Linked DNA regions of Mus musculus: region 2 is linked to region 1. The links are chromatin loops, found by intact Hi-C in ENCODE. Cell type or tissue: heart. All regions are shown on one strand. Links, peaks and the distances in the headings refer to the core of each region. The heading gives the core; the rest is flanking DNA. Region 1 overlaps Olfr279 (olfactory receptor 279). Region 2 has its middle 7.2 kb from the start of 1700031M16Rik.

Region 1 (12,655 bases), core at 1,968-9,967:
GACACACCTCTTTGTAAATGTGTCTACATTTCGGGTCTTGAACCACCCCTGCCCACCAAAGGCTTGGTTGCTTGGGAGATAAGTTGATGAACTATGGGCAAAACACAGCCCGACAGCGCCCCCGTGTGGTCTTCGCGGCATTTGGAGAAAGCCTGTATCGCAGAGTCTGTCATGTGGAGTGGGGGCATGTGAATGTGTGTGTGTGTGTGTGTGTGTGTGTGTGTGTGTGTGTGTGTGTGTGTGTGTGTGTGGTGTGTGTGTGTGTGTGTGTGTGTGTGGTGTGTGTGTGTGTGTGTGTGTGTGTGAGAACTGTCTTTGACTTTGGGTCAGTGCCCTTACGCAGTGCATCAAGAGCAATTCGTTTTCACCTTGGAAGATCAGCGATGGACATTTGTTGTATCATGTTATCCTAGGAATATTTATGTAGCATTACCCCAGGAATATTTATGTAGCCCTACTATTTTCTGTGGTTTGGAGACGGGGGGGTGGGGATTTGGTGTCCTGGGAAAGGCCCAAGGTGGTCACTTTGTATCATTATACCGATATCTATATAATTACACATTTCTGTTATCTATCATCTATTTATCTATCAATAATATCCATCTATCCCTACCATCTGTCTAACTACTATCTATCTATCTATCTATCTATCTATCTATTCTATCATCATTCTAGTTCCTCCTCCTCCTCCTCCTCCTCCTCCTCCTCCTCCTCCTCCTCCAAGACAGGGTTTCTCTGTGTAGCCCTGGCTGTCCTGGAACTTCCTCTGTAGAACAGGCTGGCCTCGAACTCAGAAATTCTCCTGCCTCTGTCTCCCAAGTGCTGGGATTAAAGGCGTGCACCACCACTGCTCTGCCATACCGTCAGCTTCTAACAGTGCTTTATGAAATGTTAGAAGTATGTTCCGGGGGATTAAATGGGAGTGTCTTTTCATATTCACTTCATATGAGTCTGCTGATAACAGAGGCCACTTTCCAAAGTGAAATGCAAGACTGAATGTTTACAAAAAAGAGTCTAGAAGCTTGCTTTACATTTTTTCTTTAAAAAAACATTTTTTTAAAGTTTATGTGTATGGATGTTTTGTGTGCATGTGTGCATGTGTAGTGCATATGTGCCTAATGCACTCAGAGGCCAGCAGAGGGCTTCTGATCTTCTGGAACTGGAGTTATAAATGGTTGTGAGTTGCCACGTGGGTTCTGGGAACTGAAACCAAGTTGCCATTAAGGCTCATGGTGGCACATGCCTTTAATCCCAGCGCTCAGGAGGCAGAGGCAGGCAGATCTCTGAGTGTGAGGCCAGCCTGGTCTGCAGAATTCCAGCACAGGCATGGCTACACAGAGGAAACCCTGTCTCAAAACAAACAAACAAACAAACAAACAAACAAACAATATCCAGTGCTCTTGGAGGGGACTCCTCCAAGGGCTTGAATCACTTTCTAGCTTTGCCCTTTGAGCTAAACCTTGTCTTCTAGGTTCCAGCTGCCTGCACTCCACTGCTGTTGCTGCTCTTGGTGGTCATCTCATGGTACTGGCATCTCCAAAACACTGCTGTCTTCTGCTGCAACTGGGCTTCACCAATGGCCTCTCATAAGCTCTCTTTATGGTGCCAAACATCAACTCCCTTGTGTGACCCCTTCAAGTCCTGGGCCATCAATTGCAACTGAGGCTACACCCTCACCAATGGCCTTCCGTGGCCTCTCACAGTGCCGAGCCTCAGCTGCTCTGCATAACCCCTTCATGCCTTCAAAACCAGTACCACTTGGGTGACTCTTACACATTACCAAGTCCAGCCACAGCACAAGGTAAAATCTTGTCTATCTCTGGAACACAGTCTCTGTGCTCTCAGAAAACACTTCCCAGAAGATTTCACCTCAATGATGCTGGTCTCTTCTTAATCACCGCTAATTTCTTAGCTCCAGCTAACCAGCATCAATAGTCCCAGTAATGCAAAGTTTTTGCTTTAGTAGTTCTAGTATTTTGTTAATCACAGCTGATTCTTCAGCCCCAGCTAACAAAACCACAGAATCTTCACAATCAAAATAGCAATAGCCCTGATAAGAGCCTTTAATCTTCCCTCTGAAATGTCACAAGCCAGGCCTCCATCATTTGCACTGTTCTCAACATCATCTCCCAAGCTCCTACACAACATCCCACAGAGCTCTTAACATCCCAATGGCTCTTCTAACCCAAACTTCCAAAGTCTTCCTACAGTCCTCCCCCAAACATGGTCAGGTTGTCACAGGAATGGTCAGGTTGGTACCAATTTGTCTTAGGATTACTATCCCTGCACAAAACATTATGACTAAGAAGCAAGTGGGGGAGGAAAGGGTTTATTCAGCTTACACTTCCACAGTGCTGTTCATCACCAAAGGAAGTCAGCACAGGAACTCACACAGGCGGGAATGGATGTAGAAGCCATGGAGGAATGCTGCTTACTGGCTTGCTTCCCCTGGGTTATGCAACTTGCTTTCTTATAGAACCCAAGCCCAGGAATAGCAACACCCACAATGGGCTGGGCCCTTCTCCCTTGATCACTAATTGAGAAAATGCCTCATGGAGACATTTCCTCAAGGCTCCTTTCTCTGTGATAATTCCCTCTGGTGTCAAGTTGACACACAAAACCAGCCAGTCCAGTTATCTTGGTGTTGCCCTGTGTCACCGTGGTCCTGTAGTGTTGGGTCTTCAGGACCAGCCCCGTCTCACGCTCCAGCAGTTCATAGATGGGGTATATGTTGGGGTGGTCAACTCAAAACCCTGGATCTGGGTGTAGTTAGAAGCTGAGTTGCTCTGCCCATCAGCTCTCCTGCCCCTGTGCCACAAAGGTCAGCTCTCCTGCTTTGCCTAGGTGAGAGGTGGGGCAGGTCTCCTGCCTGTAGCAGCCAGCAAGAGGCAGGACCAGCTCTTCTGGCCCTTTTGCCTTGGGGCTGGCTCACTGAGTCCTCACCAGGGCCAGCTCTGCAGTGCTACTCAGGTGTAGGTGTGTGTGTGTATGTGTGTGTGTGTGTGTGTGTGTGAGAGAGAGAGAGAGAGAGAGAGAGAGAGAGAGAGAGAGAGAGAGCGCCAGCCCTTGGACATCAACACGGCCCCAGGTGGCAGCTAAGAGCAGGGATGTCTGCGTGGCCTTGGTGGTAACACAGAGGATGGACACAGACTCCTGCTGTGCAAACACTGATGGTTTTCATTTCTCCTCAGTCCCATCTCCTCTCCAATCTCTCGCGGCTCTCACATGGTCTCTCTTTTATCCCTTACTATTACCCAGAATCCTCTCTGTTCCTGCCATTGTCCCACCTCCTACTTCCTGCCTCAGCTCATTGGCCATCGGCTTTTTTATTGACAGGTGATGTTTATAAGAGATTCACAACACCCATCAGGTAGTTGTGAGCAGACCATCTCTTAGAGATTTTTTTCATCTTAAAGCCTTAAAATTGTGGGCCATTGAAACATTCCAGATACAAACTACTGCAATGATAGTACCCCCTTCCTGGGGTTTTTGTGAATGAAGTGGGTTAGCGGGAAGCTCTGAGCACAGTGCCAAGCCCACAGTGAGCCCCCTCCTCTGCTTCACATTCTACCTCAAAGGAAAGGTGGCTTTTTTTTTTTTTTTTTTTTTTTTTTTTTGAGACAGGGTTTCTCTGTATAGCCCTGGCTGTCCTGGAACTCACTTTGTAGACCAGGCTGGCCTCGAACTCAGAAATCTGCCTGCCTCTGCCTCCCGAGTGCTGGGATTAAAGGCGTGCGCCACCACACCCCGCTCAGGAGAGGTGTTTTAATAGCTGAGGTATCTGGAAGAACTGTGCCACCACGCCCGGCTTCTTTCTTTTTTAAGGAATAAATAAATAAATAATAAATTTAAAATAAACTAATTTATTATGCCTGCAAGTATGCTTGCAAGCCAGAAGAGGGCACAAGAACCCATCATAGATGGCTGTGTGCCACCATGTGGTTGCTGGGAATTGAACTCAGGACCTTTGGAAAAGCAACCGGTGTGCTCTTAACCTCTGAGCCATTTCTCCAGCCTGTCCTAAGCATTTATTAATAAATATTTAGTCTCAGAGTTGTCATTCCAGGAGCCAGGGCTGGGAAAGGAAAACTTGGATTTAATCGTTTATTTTTAACAGTCCTGCCTTTTGTTCCTTCTCCTTCTGGACTCCCTGATTCCCTGGGGGATGATTTGTTTCAGACAAAAGTTTCAACACCAGTATAAGACAAGGACTCGTCTTATTTTGAGATTGAGCCAAGGGGAAAGTATTCATATGAAAGCCTAAGGCTAGAGAGCCTGACCCAGCAAGAGAGGAAGAGGAAGTCAGGTTGGGGAAGGGCTTGTTCATATCTAGGTCAAAGATCTGCCTCTGACCTAGATGTGTGTGTGTGTATGTGTGTGTGTGTGTCAAAGTACCCAGTCCCTTCCCCTTCCCTGTGGTCTGTTTCATCGGGGATTAAAGGAGACAAACCCTGACCAGCACGGGGAAGGTCTTCGGTGGCGATCTGCATGTAGCTCCCAGCTGCTTAGATAGCGCACCTCCCATGGGGTCATGTGTGAATGTGTAAATGAGTGTGGGGGTCGTGAAAAATTTGACTCTGAATGCAAGACAGTAAAAGATTAATTTAAAATCAAAACAGAACTCCAGGCGCTTCTGGTAGTGTGTATTCTTTGTTCCGTTCTTTGACTTCATGTTGTCTTCTAAAAATCATTATGGTCAGGGGATGGAGAGATTGCTCAGTGGTTGAGAATGTTGGCTACTCTCAAAGGTGACACACATTGATCCTCTGTATCCACACAGAAGCTCAAAACCTCCTGGAACTCCGCTTCCTGGAGTTCCATGCCCACTTCTGGCCTCTTCTGGCACTGTGCACGTGTGGACGTCAGAGAACAGTGTTCAGGAGTCGGTTCGCCCCTTCCGCTGTGTGGGGATGGACCTCAGATTTTATCAGTTCAGGATAGCAATCAGTTGCCTCTTCCCTCTGAGCCATCTTTCTGGCCCATAGCCTGGTTTCGAACACTGACTGTGTGCAAAGGCATCAGGCCGGCTCAGATTGGATGCATGATGTCAACTGAAGTCCTTTTACTGTCTGTCTTAGTCAGGGTTTTATTGCTGTGAAGAGACCATGACCACAGCAACTATGTGTGTGTTTAGATGCACGAGTATGTTTTTAGATGCACGAGTGTGCGTGCATGCATGTGTTCAGGTACGTGTACATGTGTACGTTCGTGTTTTTGTGTTCAAGTGCATGTGCACACACACGCACGTGTGTGTATTCAGATACATGTACACATACATGTGTGTGTGCATGTGTGTGTTCAGGTACATGTACACATGTGTGTGTGCATGTGCGTGTGTTCAGGTACATGTACACACTCTGTGTGTGTGCGTGCATGTGTGCGTTCAGGTGTATGTACACGTGTGTGTGCATATGTTCAGGTACATGTATGTGTGTGTATGTGTGCATACATATGTTCAGGTACATGAACATACATGCTGGTGTGTGTGTGTGTGTAAGCCAGGGGCAGCCATGAATCTTCCTCTATTGCTCTCCACCTTATTCCTGGAGACAGACTCTCTCACTAGTCCTAGAACTGGATGGTTTGGCAGGACTAGCTCCAGTACTGGGCATTGTGTGTTTGCCTTTTGCTCAGTGAGTTCTTCTCCTCAGCCCAGGATACAGTTCTTTGTGTAAAAATAAAGAATCACATCCATTGTATTGCTATGCAAGTTTGCTTAATTGAAAATGAATAGTAAAATTATATTTATACCCAAAGAATTGTCTTATGACGAGTTTTACCCTCCCATTCCCCGGGATTCCACCCAATGTGTCCCATCCAGATTCATGCCCTCTCCTTAAAAATGTTTTTATTATTCACTGAGACCAATTAGTGCAGCCGACATGCACACCGGAGAAGGACGGTCCATGACATACCAATAGACGCATTACTGAACAAAAACGACGCTGTTGCTCACTTAGAGGCTTCAACTGCGCGTGGCTCTTCATCTAGGGGCGGGTTTTCCAATTCTGCTTGGCCTCGCTCCCCTTGTAGATAGAGGTAACTACAGGTACAATACCTGGGGAGGCCAGAAGGGGGCGCTGGAGCTCCTGAAACGAGTTAAAGGCCGTTGTGAACCACCTGATGCGGTTCTTTGGTATCAAACTGAGGTCCTGTGTAAGAGCATTAAGCGGGCCTTCTATTGGGAACATGGTGGCGGTGGCCGCTGGCGAGACTGAGGCTCCTTCAGGTCTGGTTATGGATCCAGAGGTGCGCTCGCTGGGTCAGTTCCTGGTGGTGAAGCTGTCTGTCCCCCCTACCTCCCTCCATCTACTCCTGTCACACACAGCAGTTTTTAAATGACTCCACTCACCACCTCCCACATCTGGAAGGTCCTGGCTCCTGTCCTTAATGCAGCTGGATCGCTTTAGTGTCTGTGAACTGAGGGAGCTGAACAACTTATAGACACTTTTACTCACTCAATCCTAGAACCCAGCGTGCCAAAGCTCCTGCGAGCCCATGGTGTTCATTAAATGTCTCTCCCACTGTGGCCCACGGACATGTTTATCTTATTTTGAACCATTTTGTGAGTCTTTTAAATGTTTTCATCCTGCATCTTTTCAGCTGCTGCTAGTTGTGTGTTGTTCCGAGGAGGAACTCAGAAGCAAGTTCCAGGACAACCAAGGGCTGTTATACAGAGAAACCTTGCTTAGAAACAAACAAACCTACAAACAAAACAAAAATGAAAACAACAACAAAAAATTATTGCACAGGCTGGAACAAGATAGCTCAATAGTTAAGAGCACTGACTGCTCTTCCAGAGGTCCTGAGTTTAATTCCCAGCAACCACATAGTGCCTCACAAACATCTGTAATGGGATCCGATGTCCTCTTCTGTCATATAGGCACGCATGCAAATAGAACACTCATATGTGTAAATAGATAAATCTTAAAAAACGATTAATTTTTAATGTGTGTGTGCATGTGTTTGTTGTGTGTGTGATGTGTGTGTGTGGTATGTGTGAGTGTGTGATGTGTGTGTGTGGTATGTGTGAGTGTGGTATGTGTGTGTGTGTGTGTGTGGTATGTGTGAGTGTGTGATGTGTGTGTGTGGTATGTGTGAGTGTGGTATGTGTGTGCATGTGTGGGTGAAGATCAAAGGAAGGTCAGTTTTCTCCTTCTGCCTTGTGGGTCCCTGTGATTCAACTCCAGTCTTCAGGCTTGGCAGCAGGTTGAGTCATTTCACCAGTCCCCCCCTCCCCCCCCAAAAAAAACCCAAAAAACCCTCAGTCTACTTCTTTTTCATGAGGAAAACAAACACATGGTTCAAGCAGAAGAATGGAGATTTCTGCACCTTCCCTCTTGTCCTCTCTTTTCCCGTGTTTCTGTTTCTCCGTTCTCGTTCACCATCCCTGTCTCTCCTTCTCTCTGTGTGTCCCTGCTCTGTGTCCCTGTTCTCTGTCTCCCGCACACCTTCTTTTTTCATCTTTACTTTGCCCTTCTGACCCTTGGTTCTAGGATTTGACCTCTGGGCAGGTGCGGTTTCTGGTGACCCATCATTTTCCTGGTGTCACCTCAGTCCGATTCATCCTGAGCTTCAGGAGGGGATGGACATACACCACGTTTCCATGCTGCAAGGACACAGTCAAGGAAAGGCCCTGCGTGATGCTATTCGGACTGAATCTCGGCGATCTTGGAAGGAAGTCGTGCGCAGGAAGGAGTTAACTTTTGCTAGCCGATCTAAAGATCCCTCAGGCAGAGCAGAGGAAGGGGTTAAGTATGTATCTTCTCCATGTGGCTGACGGTAGCCATGCCCCATGTTCTGACCCTGGGACCCAGGCTCTGGTGCCGTTGATGTCTGTGTCTCCCGAGCTTCCCGGACTCTCGGTGACGTTTACATGGGGTAGAAACAGAGTCCTGGGCATCGTGAGAGCGTGCACACTTAGAAGGACCCTGCACCCTTTGTCCCACGGATTTCTCTGTTCCTTTTACACTGTCCCTGTCCTCTTTTTAGGTGTCTTAGATAGGGTTTTATTGCTGTGAACAGAAACCATGACCAAGGCAAGAAACCATGACCAAGGCGAGTCATTTATTTATTTATTTATTTATTTATTTATTTATTTATTTATTTATTATATGTGAGTACTGTAGCTGTCTTCAGACACTCCAGAAGAGGGCATCAGATTTCATTACAGATGGTTGTGAGCCACTGTGTGGTTGCTGGGATTTGAACTCAGGACCTTTGGAAGAGCAGCCGGCACTCTTAACCGCTGAGCCATCTCACCAGCCCCCAAGGAGAGTCTTACAAGAACAACATTTTATTGGGGCTGGCTTACAGGTTCAGAGGTTCAGTCTATTATCATGAAGGTGGGAACATGGCAGCATCCAGGCAGGCATGCTGCAAGAGGAGCCGAGAGTTCTACAACTTCATCTGAAGGCTGCTAGCAGAATACTGGCTTCCAGGCAGCGGGGATGAGGGTCTTAAAGCCCACACCCACCGTGACACGCCGCTCCAATGGGGTCATACCTCCTAATAGTGTCACTCCCTGGGCCTAGCACATACAAATCACCACACTAGGATACTCACATACAACACAGGATTCCCCCTTTTTTTGAGATAGGGTCTTACTATGTAGCAAGGTGTCCTGGAATTCATTACATAGACCAGGCTGGCCTAGAACTCACAGAGATCAGCCTGTCTCTGACTGCTGAATGATGGGATTAGAGGTGTGTGTCACCACCACCCAACTGGATTTTCCTTTTGACCTTAAGGCAAAGAATAAATACCACAGAGGTAGTTGTGTGTGTGTGTGTGTGTGTGTGTGTGTGTGTGTGCGCGCGCACGCGCATTTTAAGCAATTGCTCTACCATTAAATGACATTTCCAGTCTTAGCAGAGATATTCTGAGTATTTGCAAATACTTCTATTCAGCTCAGGTCTGACCTACTTCCCAAGCAAGCTTCTGGATAGAGGACTTTTTATTATCTTCCTCTGTTCTACCCTGGCGGGGAGGTTGTCTGTCCTAGATTCTCTATGCCCTCAGACACCATCAGACACTCTCATATGATCTCAGATGCCCTCAGACACCCTCAGATGCCCACAGACACTCTCAGATCCACTCAGACTCCTTCAGATGTCCGCAGACACCCTCAGACGCCCTCAGACACTCTCAGACTCCCTCAGACACCCTCAGATGCTCTCAGATGCCCTCACTCTCAGATTCCCTCAGACATCCTCAGACACCCTCAGATGCTCTCAGACCTCTCAGATGTCCTCAGATACCCTCGGGCACCCTCAGACTCCCTCAGACATTCTCAGACACCCTCAAACACCCTCAGATGGCCTCAGACATCCTCAGACACCCGCAGACAGTCTCAGACACCCTCAAACACCCTCAGATGGCCTCAGACACCCTCAGACACTCTCAGATGACCTCAGACATTCTCAGACACCCTCAGATGGCCTCAGACATCCTCAGACACCTGCAGACAGTCTCAGACACCCTCAGATGGCCTCAGACACCCTCAGACACTCTCAGATGCCCTCAGACATCCTCAGACACCCTCAGATGCTCTCAGACCTCTCAGATGTCCTCAGATACCCTCGGGCACCCTCAGACTCCCTCAGACATTCTCAGACACCCTCAAACGCCCTCACATGGCCCCAGACATCCTCAGACACTCTCAGATGCCCTCAGACATCCTCAGACACCTGCAGACACCCTCAAACACCCTCAGATGGCCTCAGATACCCTCAGACATCCTCAGATGCCCTCAGACCTCTCAGACACCCTCAGACATTCTCAGACACCCTCAGATGGTCTCAGACATCCTCAGACACCTGCAGACACTCTCAGACCCATTCAGACTCCTTCAGATGTCCTCAGACACCCTCAGACACTCTCAGATGCTCTCAGACACCCTCCGATGCCCCCACTCTCAGATACCCTCAGACATCCTCAGACACTCTCAGATGTCCTCAGACACTGTCATTTGCCCTTTCTCATACATTTCTTCCTCCCCCTCCTTCCGTTCCATGTGTCCACATCTGTGAACATCTGTATTCCCCACTTTGCCTGCTTGCCTTTGCTACTGAAATCCCCTCACTACTGGGCATGGTGCTCTCTTGCTACAGAGAGACTCAATCATGCCGTTTATGAAGGACAGTCTTCTGGGCTGGGCTCCCTGTCTAGACAGCTAGATTCTTTGGGTCTGACTGCTCAGAAGTCTTTATTTGTACTTAGTGACTTTTTTAGTACTGGGGCTTGAAGCTATGACCTTGCACATGATTGGCAAGTACAGCCATCTGGCTATACCCCAGTTCCTCAGAGACAACAATTACTTCAGATCATCCCAACACCGGTGGGTCATGTATCACACTTTGGAAGAAAAACCCCACACACATTGATATAGTTCAAGTAAAAACCTAGAAATGTTTTTGTGTTGCGGGTTTGTTTAACTGAGGGGTCCATACATGCTCAGCACTTGCTCTATCATTAGGACATACCTCAGACTGTTTTTGTCTGTTTCCTTTATGAGACAGGATTTCTCTGTGTAACCCTGGCTGTCCTAGAACTCACTCTGTACACCAGGCTGGCCTCGAACTCAGAGATCTGCCTGCCTCTGCCTCCCAAGTGCTGGGATTAAAGGCGTGCACCACCACCTCCTGGGAGACTGTTCTGGATTTTTGTTTTTAAAGAGATGCAATTTTACATTGTCCAGTCTGCCCAAACCTCTGGGGCAAAGGGCACGCGCTAGTTCCCTTAGCTTTTGCTGTTCGAGAAGCCTTCAAAGAACCTCTGGTAGAGGCAGAGCTATTTCGAGAGTCAGAGTCACCTTACTGGGGTTAACTTACCTTCTTTCCCATTTAATTGCCTCCTTCCTTCCTTCCTTCACTATTTATTGGTCCAACAGCAATTATGGGGACTGAAACTCACCCAGCAGCGGCCTAATTGGTCTCCTGGGCTCTAGGCTTGAGTAGTTAGAGCTTTGACTCTCTTAACTGCCCTTTGCTTCCCAAGGCAAACCTCTGTCTGCCTGCCTCTGCTCTGGCCAGCACAGCCAGGGACTTAGGGCTCAGCGCTTTGGTCCTTCATCTACAAGCCAGCACTTGAAGCCTGGCAGGAAGCCCTATCTTAATTCTGGTTCACAATACTAATTCCCCTTTCCTTTGGTTCCAACCTTAGACTTAGCAGCCTTGGATTAAGAATCTGTAAGTAGAGGCTGAAGAGATGGCTTGCTGGTTAAGAGTACTGGCTGCTCATCTAGAGGACCCGAGTTCAGTTCTCAGCACTTACATGGTATTAAACCTGAGAATCATGGAAGACAATTTTTGAACCAAATTTGAAGGAAGCTTTACTTAGATACTGGCCAGGTGCATGGGCTCTGGCCAGGACCATCCCAGGGTTTGCAGGACATGGTAATGAGTCACATTTTGTTGAGGCTTATAAAGAAACATCCATAAGGCATTTCCCATCAGGTTCAACCAGGGGCACGGATATACACTCGGAGGTAGATCTGCCCACGGGTGATCAGGCGCATCAAACAAATGTATTCCTTTTTTGTTTGTTTGTTTGTTTTTGCTTTCAAGACACAGTTTCTCTGTGTGGTCCTGGCTGTCCTGGAACTAGCTCTGTAGACCAGGTTGGCCTGGAACTCACAGAGATCCACCTGCCTCTGCCTGCTGAGTTCTGGGATAAAAGATGTGTGTCACCACCACCACCTGGTTAGTGATTTATTCTTAACGGTCTTAACTGCAAACAGAACCTTTAGCCTGCAAGGTCTATTTTACTTGGTTTGGTCTCACAATGGCAGCTCACAGCTGTCTAGAAATCAAGTTCTAAGGAATTTGCACTCTCTTCTGGTCTCCATGGTGCCAGGCAAGAGGCATGGGTGTTGTGCACAGACACAGACAGACACACACGCGCGCGCGCGCGCACACACACACACACACACACACACACACACACACACGCATGCACGCACGCGCGCGCGCACACATACAGGCAAAACATCCATATATAAACAAAATAATAAAGAAACTGTAAATATTTCCCATGGGGCTGCCACCCAGCTCCTTCCTGCATTCATTTTAGTATTCATTCATTCAAAATGAATGTTTATGAAATGTCCAAAGTGCTTAGGCCCTCCCTGTTTGAGGCATGCGATCTTTACCCAAATCGCAATGGAAAACTGAAGATCCCTCCTGTGGTTAGGAATTTGCTTTCAATCTATTGTCTTGTCTTTTCAACACCAGGGCCTTCTTTCTCCATCTGATTTTGGAGGAAGGGGCTAAGGTAAAAAAAAAAAAAAAAAATCAAAGAAGAAGTTAAAAGCTGACCGTGTCCACCTCAGCGGGGGCACGTCCTCAGAGGAGCTGCCTGCAGAGCCTACGGAGAGCCCATTTGACCTCTTGATTCTTGAGACTGTAGATGATGGGGTTGAACATGGGGGTAAGCACTGTGTAGAAGACAGAGAAGGCCTTCCGGAGCAAGGCGGGCATGTGCTCTGTCGGGGCCACATAGACCACGATGAGAGTGCCGTAGAATACCGCGACCACACTGAGGTGGGAGGAGCAGGTGGAGAAGGCTTTCTGCCTCCCGTGGCTGGAAGGGATTCTCAGCACAGCCCGCAGGATGAAGACGTAGGACGCGACGATCAACAGGAAGGGGGCGAGTG
Region 2 (12,655 bases), core at 2,845-10,844, 110 kb after region 1:
AGCTCAGGTCAAAGCTTACCCATGACACACAGTTTCCTTGCATCTCTTTAAAATTATTTTAAAAAATGATTCATTTATTTTGAATTTTATTTGCATTAGTGTTTTGCCTGCCTGCATGTCTGGGAGAGTGTCAGATCCCCTGGAAATGGAGTTACAGACAGCTGTGAGCTACTGGCTATGCCTCAAAGTGTGTGTGTGTGTGTGTGTGTGTGTGTGTGTGTGTCTGATCAGTCAGTGCTCTCAACCGATGAGCCATTCCCCCTGCCCCCTGGTTTTAATTATTAACTCACCTTACTTGCCTTTAGTATTTTTCCCATCCTGAAGCAATTACTGATAAGTTTTCTGTCACTATAAAGTACAATTGCAGCATATTAAATTAATAATGTTATATAATATGTACCTTTTGTGGATTGATTATTTTTATATTTATTCATCTTACTGTGTATGTCAATAGTTTATTCTTTTGCATTACTATGTAATAGTCCATTGTGCTGTGAAGTATTTTCCTCGTGGTGATGTGATAACACATTACCACAATATTGAGTCCTTAAAACCCATGGGTGGCCTCCCCTTCTCTAGGAGGTGGAATGGGTGTGTGAGGGTGGGGCTGGGGGAAAGGAGGGAGGGGAGTGCGGGCAGGATGTAAAGTGAATTAATAAATAATTATGGGTGGTTTGGTCACTTGAGCAACTCGGGTGAAAAATCCGTTACCTACATAGGAAACAACATTTCTGTACTTATGTAATTCAAAGTTGATGGGCATTTTAAAGCTTTTGGTTGTCTTTATGAGATTAAACTTATCTCAATGTATAAAACACTAAAAAAAAAAGCAATGAAAATGTATTTTTTCACAGTTACAGAGATCTAATGTCTGGAATGAAGGTACCATGTAGGGTCGGTTACTCCCAAAGCTGCTGAGGGAGAGGCTAGTCCTGCCTCTCTTAGTTTTTGTAGTTGAGTTTTTGCTTTGGGACCTGTTAACCAGGGTCAGTCCCTCGGGCAAAGGGGCGAAACCATAGCAGAGGTAGCTTCCCAGTGGCTACACCACTGAAGACAATGACTTCCTGTCTTCCTGCAGCCCTAGACTGCCAGATTTCAGGGCAGGGTGAGGCCCTATGAAAAATGTGTGTTCTGTGGTATTTAGGTGAAATATTCCATAGATATCTGTCAGGGCTACTTGATTTATGATCTCATTTAACTCCCATCTTTCTGTTTACTTTTTATCCGAATGACCTGCCAGTTGGAGGAAGTGAGGTATTGAAGTCAACCACTATTATTCTGTTGGGGGCTAATCTTTGTCTTGAGGGTCAATATGTTTTCAGTAAAATTGGGTGTACTATGTTTGGTACATGTACTGGCTAGTTTTGTGTCAACTTGACACAGCTGGGGTTATCACAGAGAAAGGAGCTTCAGTTGAGGAAATGCCTCCATGAGATCCAACTGTAAGACATTTTCTCAATTAGTGATCAAGGGGGAAAGGCCCCTTGTGGGTGGTGCCATCTCTGGGCTGGTAGTCTTGGTTTCTATAAGAGAGCAGGCTGAGTAAGCCAGGAGAGGCAGGCTAGTAAAGAATATCCCTCCATGGCCTCTGCATCAGCTCCTGCTCCCTGCCCTGCTTGAGTTCCAGTCCTGACTTCCTTTGGTGATGAACGGCAGTATGGAAGTGTAAGCCGAATAAACCCTTTCTTCCCCAACTTGCTTCTTGGTTATGATGTTTGTGCAGGAATAGAAACCCTGACTAAGACAGTACGAATATACTTAGGACTGTGGTGTCTTTATGGTTGATTGTTCTTTTGATCAGAATGAAGGGTCTTTGTCTTTTCTGGTTGGTTTTGGCTCAAAGTCTATCCTGTTAGGTATTAGGTTAGTGACGCCTGCTTGCCTCACAGTCCCATTCATTGGAATACCTTTTCCATCCTCTCGCTCGGTATTGGTGCCTATCATGGAAGGTAAGATGAGTGTCTTGGAGGCAACAAACAGATGGCTCTTGTTTTTCCATCCATTCCACTAACCCGATCTATTGGTTGGTGAGTTGCAGGCATTAACAGTTACTGTGAAGAGTGTTGTGTTGCTGCTTTCTGTTCCCCTTTGGCCGTTTGTTTTCTTTGCGCAGCCTCTTTGTTATGCCCATTCTCCTTTTCAATCTAAACAATCATGTCCAGTATTCTTTGTAGGCCTGGTTTGGTGGGGGTGAGTTCTTTTAGCTTATATCATGGACAGTTTTTCCTTTTCTGTCAATGATGGTAGATAGTTTTGCTGGGTATAGCAGTTTGGGTTGTCATCTGTAGTCTCCTAAGACTTGGGGCACATGGCTCTCCAAGTTCTAGCTTTTAAAGTCTCCATGGAAAAGTCAGCTGCTATTACTGAGCTTCCTTTATGTGTGACATGTATCTTTTCTCTAGAAGCGTTCAATACCTTTCCTGTGTTTATGTATTTAGAGTTTTTAAGGGTAATATGACACAGGGACTTTCCCTTTGGTCCCATCTTTTGGTGTTTTCTGTGCCTCTTGTAGTTGAATGGGCAGGTCTTTCCTTAGTTTGGGAACATGTTCTTCTGTGATCTACCGAAGATTTATTCTATGGCATCAACCTGGCATCCTCCCCGTCTTCCCCACCCATGCAATTACATGTCCTTTCTCTGAAAGAACAAAAACAAAAGAAAAGCCCACTAAAAACCACAGAGTTGGATTTATTCTTGCCAACTGCTCCTGAGTATGTGTCTAATTCACTCAGTATCACCATTGTATGAGGGGCAGTGGGCATGGGGGAATAAACGAAGTGGGAGAAAATCCAGCCGCCAGAGTTCTGGTGCTCTGTGCAGGCAGATGCAGGAGGACTGCCACATGTTTTCCATGCAGCCCTGGGTGGGTGTTTGGCTGTGGAAAGCTACGGACTCAGTCCATAGGGGTTGGACAAGGGTCACTCTGAGGTCTCTGGGCCTCACGGAGGCCAGAGGTAACAGGTACTCAGTCTTGGGTATCCCAGACACCACTGGACACAGCAGAAGAGCTGAGAACAAAATGGGGGCCCAGGGAGTGGCTTGGTCATCCCCAGGACCAAAGGGAGGGGAGGACAGGGAGAGAGGGGGTGCTGGGTGGTTCCCATGCTGGCAAGAGTACTTGGTCCAGTCTGTAGTTGGAGTGCAGGAAGGCCTTCCAGGGCTGGAGGTTAGACACGACTCTTTTAGAGGAAAGCCTATCCCATTGTTCAAGTGTGGCAGGCCTTGATGAGCAGAGACTGTCTATGGTTTTAGAGCTTTATTATAGAAAAGCAGAAAGAAAGAGAGAAGGTAGAAAGAAAGAGAGAGGCCAGCCATGTCCATGTGTAGAGAGGGGCGAAGGGAGAGAGAGAAGGAGGGCTAGAGATGAAAGTAAGAAAGGTGAGAGCTTAAAGAGAGTGAGGAGCCAAGCAGCCCCTTTTATAGTGGGCTGGGCTACCTTGCTGTTGCCAGGTAACTGTGGGGGTGGAGTCTAGCCAGAATGCCAGAAGCTTGGGACAGAGTCTGTGTGACTTATAGTCACAGAATTATGGAGTTGGGGGCTCTGTGGTGTCAGACACCTGTATCTGTGAATGTGGCTCACTGTTCCATCCCTTGTAGAGTTTCCTACTGGGTTTCTACTGGGTCACCAGAGCAAGCCTCATTCAACCAAAACAGGCTGCCTTTCACGGCCCCACAACTGTAGAAAACTGCTATTTCCCCCTCTCATAGCAGCTTTTATTTGGGAATAGCTTCTTGGCTACGGTGGAACTTTTATCTCACTCCCCTGCCGTTGTACTAGGATTGTGTCTGGCTTGATCTTGTTCAGGTCCTGTGCGTGCGCTGAGGGCCTAATGGCTCAAAAAGTCATCCACTCCTGTTACTGGGGTTTTTAGTTGATAGCATATAATGGGAGATTGTCATATTTTGGGGTATTGTCTCCCCCCCCATCAAAATTCTTTTACATATGTATACATTTTAGGGAGCTTCTACAGTAGTAGATTTTCATTTAAGAATTTTATAGATTGTATTTTGATCATATTCATCCTCATATCTCCCCCTAAACTCCTGTGTATTAGTCAGGTTCTTTAAAGGAATAGAAGTGATGAATGAATATGTATAATATAATATATAGCATATAGTACATAATATATAATGTACATAACATATAACATATATAATCTATAGTGTATAATGTATATAATATGTAATATATTGCATATATGGGGATAGTATATGATATATAACACACAATATATAATATATAACATGTACTATATACTATATTATATACTATATACTATTTACTATATAACATATAAGAAATATATGGTATGTAATACATCATAATACATTACACATAACATATAATATAATTATGTGTTGCATGTGTGTGTGTGTGTTATTAGAGTGGCTTATCATCTGTGGTCTAACAGTGCCTGACAGAAAAGCCAGGAATCCAGTAGTTGTTAGTCCATGAGGCGGCACATCTCAGCTGGTCTTCGTCTCTATTGGAATTCTGAAGTAGCACTGCTCACACATGCTGAGCCATTTCAGTCTTTTTAAACACGAAGTGTGAAGTGTCACAAAGATGAGGGTTGGTATCCTGTAACAATAACAAGTCAATTGAGGTGACCTCTGTGAGGAGGATGCAGAATGTCAGCGGCAGGATAATAATGACCAGCTATCGGGAGGTTGCTGCTAACGCTGCTCTAGTCTATCAGCATTTAAAAGCTCATGCTGTATACCACTGGGGTGAGATGTTGGTAAGTGGAGAAGGCACCCACCAGGAGCAACTGTGTTGTATCCATCAGTGAAGTCTGGGTACACCATCAGGGAGTGCCCACATGGGCAGTGATGGAGGCCCTCACAGCTGCCTGTTACAAGAGAATAACAGTAGGTGAACTCTCACACAGAGGAGGAGCCTGTCCTCTCTACTGCCCTGGTGATGAAGTCCTGTATATGTACAAACTGTTGCACAATCCTGTACAAACTCATATATTTGATGCTTGTAACTCCAGGCCTTTCTGTTGTGATGTGTCTCCTATGTCAGTCAACAAATACTCTCTAATCCTAGGGTCTTCTCCCAGTTAGAACCTGTGCCCTGTTAGTCTGTGTGCAGCAATGCTTATCATCTTCTGGGGCACACAACGACGATCCCGTAGACTGAAATTAAACAGAATCTGACCAACACGGGGAGCACCCGAGAGAAGATCCTTAGGGCTTCGGATTAGAACTCAAAGGAACATGCTTTAAGCTCGGCTCTAAACCAGTGCCAAAGAGAGGTCTCTGACTGCATCTAATTGCTAGCTCCCCATCCTGGACTTGCATGTGACAATTCAAAACAAAAGAAACTGTAGCATCAGAATTATCAGCACCGTGTAAGATGTCATCAGAAAGGCCAATTCTCAGGCTCACTCCAGACCTATCAAACCAAGAACTCCAGGGCTAGGGTGCAGCCATCAGGGTCTGACCATGTAATCTAAGCCTTGGACGATTTCTAATGACCTCCTGGGCAGTGCTGATGCTGCTGACACTGTTGGCCAGCGACCAACAAGTACTTGGCTTATGTGAGCTTCTCTCTGGTGAGCTAGGCAAGCCTGCTTCAGATCTCTGAAATTATGACCCTCCAGGCCCTGCCTCTTCTGGCATTAGCACACATTTCAGTTAATGCTCTCTCCAGCCACAGAGGCACTAATGTTCTGTCCTAGAGAGAAAGAACTGTAGTCCCACTGAGCATCATTAAGGACAGGGAAGGCTGGGTGTGTGGGAGTGCAATTCCGTCCAAGTGTCTTGGGGTCTAGTTACTGCCTTTGCTGGTAGGTCTCAGGAAAGTTAGTTTAGAAAGTCTGTGGCCACACCTCCCCAGGGTCGAGCCCAGGAACAACTGCCAGGGACAAAGAGAGCCTGTGCATTCTCTCCCTCATCTAGAGACTTGCCAAGACGTTGGCCAGATGCCCATATTGTCTTCAGAGTCCACTCATCAAAAGTTGCAGAAATGCGGAGAAGGGGAAGATGCCCCAGGGGGTTTGAGTGAGCTTCCATTTTGGAGGCCATATCCAATTACCTGTGCCAATTGCCTCTAGCCTCAATCTGAAATTACTCGCCCCAGTATCCACACTGGTAATCTCTAACATTGACCACTAAATTATGGTCTCCACCTGGAGGATTTTTCTTTCATCGTCTGCCTTACTCTTGCCCATGCACGTAGGATGGCATGGAATGATCTGAGGTTTCCCTCACCGCCTGGTACAGCTTGACTCTTTCTCCCCTGAGCTCACACACAGTCTTGCCACACTGGTGTAAAAGGACTCCTTACATTGCATTATACCCATCGGCAGATTTTCTCCTGTGTGGCAGGTGTTTTAGAAGCAGAGTCTGTCTCGTTCATCTTTATATCCCATGAGCCTGGGGATGGAGAGGGGACCACTGTGGCCTGACATGCTTAAACAAATGAGTTTGTCCTCCTTGATTGAGATAAAGAGAGAACTTCATAGACTTCAAATTCAGTGACTTCATGAGTGTGAGCTGCTAACAGTAGTGACTGAGAGCTCTGTGTGCTTGACAGCTTTGGGCTGAAACAAGATAAAGCAAAACATTGAAAATGTGGGATGTGGTAAAGAAGTCGAAAATGTTATTTAAATGTAAAATTCAGTGAGGTGCTTGCTATGATTGTGGCTATTCTAGAAATGAGAAAATGATTGACAGAAGGCCAGCAACTTACGCACCATCAGATAATAATACACACACACACACACACACACACACACACACACACAGAAATACACACACAGACATAGACACACAGACACGCACAGACACATATACACACAGACACAGATACACAGACACAGATGCAAAGACACAGAGACATACACACAGAAACACAGACACATACACACACAGAAACACACAGACACAGGCACACAGACAGTAACACACACATATACAAACACACACACATGCAGACACACAGCCAGACAGTAATACATATAGATACCAACACACACAGAGATATGCAGATGCAGACACACACACAGGCACATGGCTAGACAGTGATGCACATGCAGATACACACAGACACACACAGACACACACACACACACACACAGAGACGGACATGCAGATGCAGACACACACAGAGACACATGGCTAGACAGTAACACACACACACACACACACACACAAACACAGATGCAGACACACAGATGCAGACACACACACAGACCCTGAATCTTATGTAGCATGTGAAGAGCAAAGCCTGTTGTCCAGACTTGATGCAAATGTCTGTCAGTCTTTCTGTACAGTCACGTGTGAGCTGCTCACCATTCTTTTGAGGGCTTCTCAACTCCAAGCCCTCTCACTACTTTGGTGATTCCTTTAGTCTCTCTGCGTACAGGTCTGGGGTCCTGATACAAGATCTCTTTAATGCTCTGAGTGTCTTGCCTCTGCCTCTGCCTCTCTACGATCATTGACAGTTCTTCCTGTGTGCTATGGCTTCTGTGCTATGGCCTGTCAAAAGGATTTGAAGAAGAAACTTGTCATCCTGAAGACGTGCCACCAGGGGGCAGTGGGGGTCTAGCAGGAGGCCTGGAGGAGCTGGAATCTTTACTCTCCTGTCGAGCCACATGTATGACCTTCATTTTGCAATTCTTAAATCAGTGGCAGTGGTTACACAACACTGTGCGTAATAAACGATTATTTTTAAAATTTGAGGTTATTATTACAGTTTCCCTTCCCTTTCCTTTCTCTAAGCTCCATATCCCTCCTAACTCTTTCAAATTCGTGGCTTACTTCATTCATTGTTGTTACATGCATATATGTGTCTATATGTGTACAATGTTACATGTATGTTACAAGGGCTGACCACTTGGTACTGTGTGCTCTTCCCTGGGGAGACCACTTCTCCTGCTCTCAGATTCTTTGTTCCCTGGTTCTTCCTGTGTTCCCTCATCCACTGGAGCAAGCCTATTGTTGCTTGCCCTGTTCAGCTCCTGCGTGGGCAGTCATGTTGGTGAGACTCTATGGGCGTAGCTTCTGACACAGCTAGGAGACACACTCACAGCAAATTCCTTGGTCTTCTGGCTCAGAATTGCTTTTAGAAGAGGTGATGTAAATGTTAAACAGGAAATCAGGAAATAATTTATGTATATATTTTTCTTGATCCTGAGCTTATTCTAAGGACTTCTCATCCTTCCCAACACTAAAAAGAGAGAAAGCAGAGGTGAGGACGTAGCCTGCCCATGTTACTCTCAGCTGGTGAGGTTTGGCCTGTTGCTGCATAGCCTGGCAGAAGAGAGAGGTAGGCAGGGCTTCTTTCCAGGGCTCCAAGCAGAGATCTTGAGGAAGAGAGGAGGGAGAAGACAGAGGAAGACAGAGTGGAGTGGGTAGATTGTGAGAACTGGCCATGGGGGCTGTCCAGTTGGAGTAGAGCAGCCCAGGAGGAACACAGCAAGTCATATTCGGGATTATTGACAGGGAAGTAGACAAAATATCATACAGGGCTATTATCTGCCCAGCTCTAGCGCTGTAAGGCTTATTATAAATATAAAGGTTTTGTGTGTTTTATTTTGGAACAGAATGATCTAAGGTGGGGTAGAAACCCCCAAATAATATTTACTACAATAGCTGTCGGACTTCCTTGGCCAAACCTCACATCTCCAAGCCTTCCTTATCTGCCCACAGTTGTGATGGCTGCCACCCTGCTTCCACAGCAGGAACAAACGGACTCTGCAGACAGACAGGTTTGCTCGTACTGAGACACCATATTGATTTTGCTTACTGTCGCTTAGAATTCCGCTTTACCCTTCTATAATGACGGGGATTCCCTGACCTCACAGCCTGTAAGTCTGTCTTATTCAAATTAAAAAACAAAACAAAACTCCAGGTGTAAAATATCTCCTCCTCCCCACCCCCATATTGGCTGCAAATGGTTGTATGCAGATATGTATGGACTGGCACGTAGGTGTATTTGTTGACAGGTAGGGGTATATGACATAGCACTTAGCTTTCACACATGAAATGTGTGCATGTGAGGCAGGTGCCACGCAAAATACTTTAGATGTAAATAAATTTAAGGATAAACCCTGACTCTTCACCGTCTGTAAATTCTTACTGTGAAGCTAAATTGCTTGGTTTCTAAGGACCTTCGGATGGGTATGTGTGTATGAAACAGTCAGATGTCAGCACTCTCCTCTTCTACGCCAAGGCTGTGCTCTGTTCTGCTCCTGATGTTTGTCTACAGCTGTATTAGTTTCACCAACATTTATATCTGTGGTGGTTTGAATGAGATGCCTCCCCCCCCCCCCCCCCCACTCCCCAGAGTCTCGGGTATCTGTACACTTGGTCCTCAGTTGGTGGTGCTGTTTGGGGGAGGTTTAGAAAGTATGGTCTTGTTGGAGGAAGTGCTGGGTGTGGGCTTTGAGGCCAAAAGCCTCGGGCCACATCCAGTTCAGCTTCTCTCTCTCTCTCGCTCTCTCTCTCTCTCTCTCTCTCTGCGTGAAGGAAAATGCAACATAAGAAACTTAGTTCAGAAACAACGGTAACTCAATCTCTGGGCGCAACAACTAAAACCTAATCTTGTAAGCCTTATTAAAATCTGATTCCTCTGGTGGCGAATCCTTGAGGATCTGCCATGATACAGGGAAACTCTACTAGCTATATCTTACCCCTCTGCTGTCCCCATTCCAAAGAGGGACCTAACTCTCTCCTGCTTCCTCACTTCCTCCATCCAATCCAGAAGTCCCGCCTACTCTCCCAATGATTGGCTCCTTTATTCATTAGGGGATTGGTTCACAAGAAGTCATCTGAGTGTGTGACTCATTCCTCATTCCAGACAGCCCCTCCCAGGACAGCAAGCAGCACAGAGCTATCCACAACATAAATAATCTAAATGAGAGATTTATTTCTTTTTCTTTTTTCCCCTTAATTTGTATTATTTAAATGCATTTTATACATCAAACATATTAACAATATTGAGTATTTTGAGAATCTAATAATATATGAAAAATTTGTTAAATTTTTATATTCATATCCATTTATACTCTAAAAATATCATTAATGAACATTTAACACTATCCATAACTGAGGATCCTATATCTAATGTTGAATACTAAATTGTTTCGAAACATGCAAAATATTCTTTGGGAATTAAACATAGTAAAAGAGTGTAAAATATTAAAAATGAATCATTAAGAAATATATTCAAAAGTCCTTATATGACATCACCCGACATAGTGAGAGATTATTTAAAACACATTATATATCTGTGAACATTGTCTAACAATCAGTTTACTTAAAAAAGATTATCAGTGTTTCTAGGAGATAAATTATTTTATCAGTAAGAATATTTTTAAAATTTCAAAATAGCAAAAACTCTTTGAAGTTAAGTATTAAGAAAATGCTAATTTCAAGCACAGTGGGAAAAATTATCAATAATATTTCCTTGATGTTTGTAAAACAAGATTTTAATATTGTCAACTGTTAATATTCAACAAACAGAATAATTATTTTAAGATATATTTCATTGTTATGTCTCCCTTTCATTTCTGATTTTATCAATTTGGATATTGTCTCTGTGCCCTCTGGTTAGTCTGGCTAAGGGTTTATCTATCTTGTTGATTTTCTCAAAGAGCCAGTTCCTGGTTTTGTTGATTCTTTGTATGGTTCCTTTTTGTTTCTATTTGGGTGGTTTCAGCCCTAAGTTTGATTATTTCCTGCTGTCTACTCCTCTTGGGTGTATTTGCTTCTTTTTGTTTTAGAGCTTTCAGGTGTGCTGTCAAGCTGCTAGTGTAAGCTCTCTTCACTTTCTTTTTGGAGGCACTCAGAGCTATGAGTTTTCCTCTTACCACTGCTTTCATGATGCCCATAATGTATGATGTGTCTTCATTTTCATTAAATTCTAAAAAAACTTTAATTTCTTTATTTCTTCCTTGACCAAGTTATCATTGAGTAGAGCATTGTTTAGCTTCCTTGTGTATGTGTGCTCTCCGTTGTTCTTGTTAGTATTTAAGACCAGCTTTAGTCCATGGTGATCTGATAGGGCACATGGGATTATTTCAATCTTCTTGTATCTGTTGAGGCCTGTTTTGTGACCAATTATATGGTCAGTTTTGGAGAAGGTATCGTGAGGTGCTGAGAAGAAGGTATATATATATTTTGCTTTAGGATGAAATGTTCTATAAATATGTGTCAGATCCATTTGGTTCATAACTTCTGTTAGTTTTACTATGTCTCTGTTTAGATTCTGTTTCTATGATCTGTCCAATGCTGAGAGTGGGGTTGAAGTCTCCCATTATTATTGTGTGGGGTGTGATGTGTGCTTTGAGCTTTAGTAAAGTTTCTTTTATGAATGTGGGTGCCCTTGCATTTGGAGCATAGATGTTCAGAATTGAGAGTTCATCTTGATTTTTTCCTTTGACCAGTATGAAGTGTCTTTCTTTCTTTTCTTTCTTTCTTTCTTTCTTTCTTTCTTTCTTTCTTTCTTTCTTTCTTTCTTTCTTCTTTCTTTCTTCTTTCTTTCTTTCTTTCTTTCTTTCTTTCTCTCTCTCTCTCTCTCTCTCTCTCTCTCTTTCTTTCTTTCTTTCTTTCTTTCTTTCTTTTTGATGACTGTTGGTCAAAAGTTGATTTTATTCGATATTAGAATGGCTACCCCAGCTTGTTTCTTGGGACCATTTGCTTGGAAAATTGTTTTTCCAGCCTTTACTCTGAGGTAGTGTCTGTCTTTGTCACTAATGTGTGTTTCCTATATGCAGCAAAATGCTGGGTCCTGTTTACATATCCAGTCTGTTAGTCTATGTCTTTTTTGGGGAATTGAGTCCATTGATGTTAAGAGATATTAAGGAAGAGTGATTGTTACTTCCTGTTATTTTTGTTGTTAGAAGTGGGATTATGTTTGTGTGGCTATCTTCTTTGGGGTTTGTTGAAAGATTACTTTCTTGATTTTTCTAGGGTGTAGTTTCCCCCCTTGTGTTGGTGTTTTCCATCTATATATGGAAAGATATTGTGTAAATTTGGTTTTTGTTATCTTGGTTTCTCTGTCTATGGTAATTGAGAGTTCTGCTGGGGATAGTAGCTTGGGATGGCATTTGTGTTCTCTTAGGGTCTGTATGACTTCTACCCAGGATCTTTTAGCTTTCATAGTTTCCAGTGAGAAGTCTGGTGTAATTCTGATAGGTCTGCCTTTATATGCTACTTGAAATTTTTCTCTTATTGCTTTTAGTATTTTTTCTTTGTTTAGTGCATTTGGTGTTTTGATTATTATGTGACAGGAGGAATTTGTTTTCTGGTCCAGTCTAATTGGAGTTCTGTAGACTTCTTGTATGTTCATGGGCATCTCTTTCTTTAGTTAGGGAAGCTTTCTTCTATAATTTTGCTGAAGATATTTACTGGCTCTTTAAGTTGGGAAGCTTCGCTCTCTTCTATACCTATTATCCTTAGGTTTGGTCTTCTCATTGTGTCCTGGATTTCCTGGATGTTTTGGGTTAGGAGCTTTTTGCATTTTTTTTGACTGTTGTTTTCTATGGTATCTTCTGCACCTGAGATTCTCTCTTCTATCTCTTGTATTCTGTTGGTGATGCTTGCATCTATGACTCCTGATCTCTTTCCTAGGTTTTCTAACTCCAGGATTGTCTCCCTTTGTGATTTCTTTATTGTTTCTATTTCCATTTTTAGATACTGG

What was found. Hi-C counts contacts between places; a loop is a spot of excess contacts. Peaks named below come from ENCODE experiments on the same cell type or tissue, not always from the same donor. Only the 100,000 strongest peaks of a DNase experiment are listed, where the experiment ranks them.
Region 2: a loop joins it to region 1, with 2.8 times the contacts of the local background. A loop is called at or near these places in 3 of 42 quality-filtered maps.

What each region holds. Positions count from the first base shown.
Region 1 is chr15:98,498,096-98,510,750 of GRCm38, reverse strand. It overlaps Olfr279 (olfactory receptor 279), which reads right to left. Exons shown (of 1, transcript NM_001001807.1): 1 at 12,345-12,655. The coding sequence ends at 12,345. It also overlaps the pseudogene Olfr278-ps1. Among named protein-coding and RNA genes, the nearest start is that of Olfr279, 6.9 kb to the right of the region's middle. In heart, for the core only: CTCF peaks have their summits at 3,897 (motif pointing right) and 6,074 (motif pointing right); a DNase peak (open chromatin) is centred at 6,090; H3K27me3 peaks cover 1,724 bases.
Region 2 is chr15:98,384,904-98,397,558 of GRCm38, reverse strand. No RefSeq gene overlaps it. Among named protein-coding and RNA genes, the nearest start is that of 1700031M16Rik, 7.2 kb to the left of the region's middle. In heart, for the core only: a CTCF peak has its summit at 7,545 (motif pointing right); a DNase peak (open chromatin) is centred at 7,528.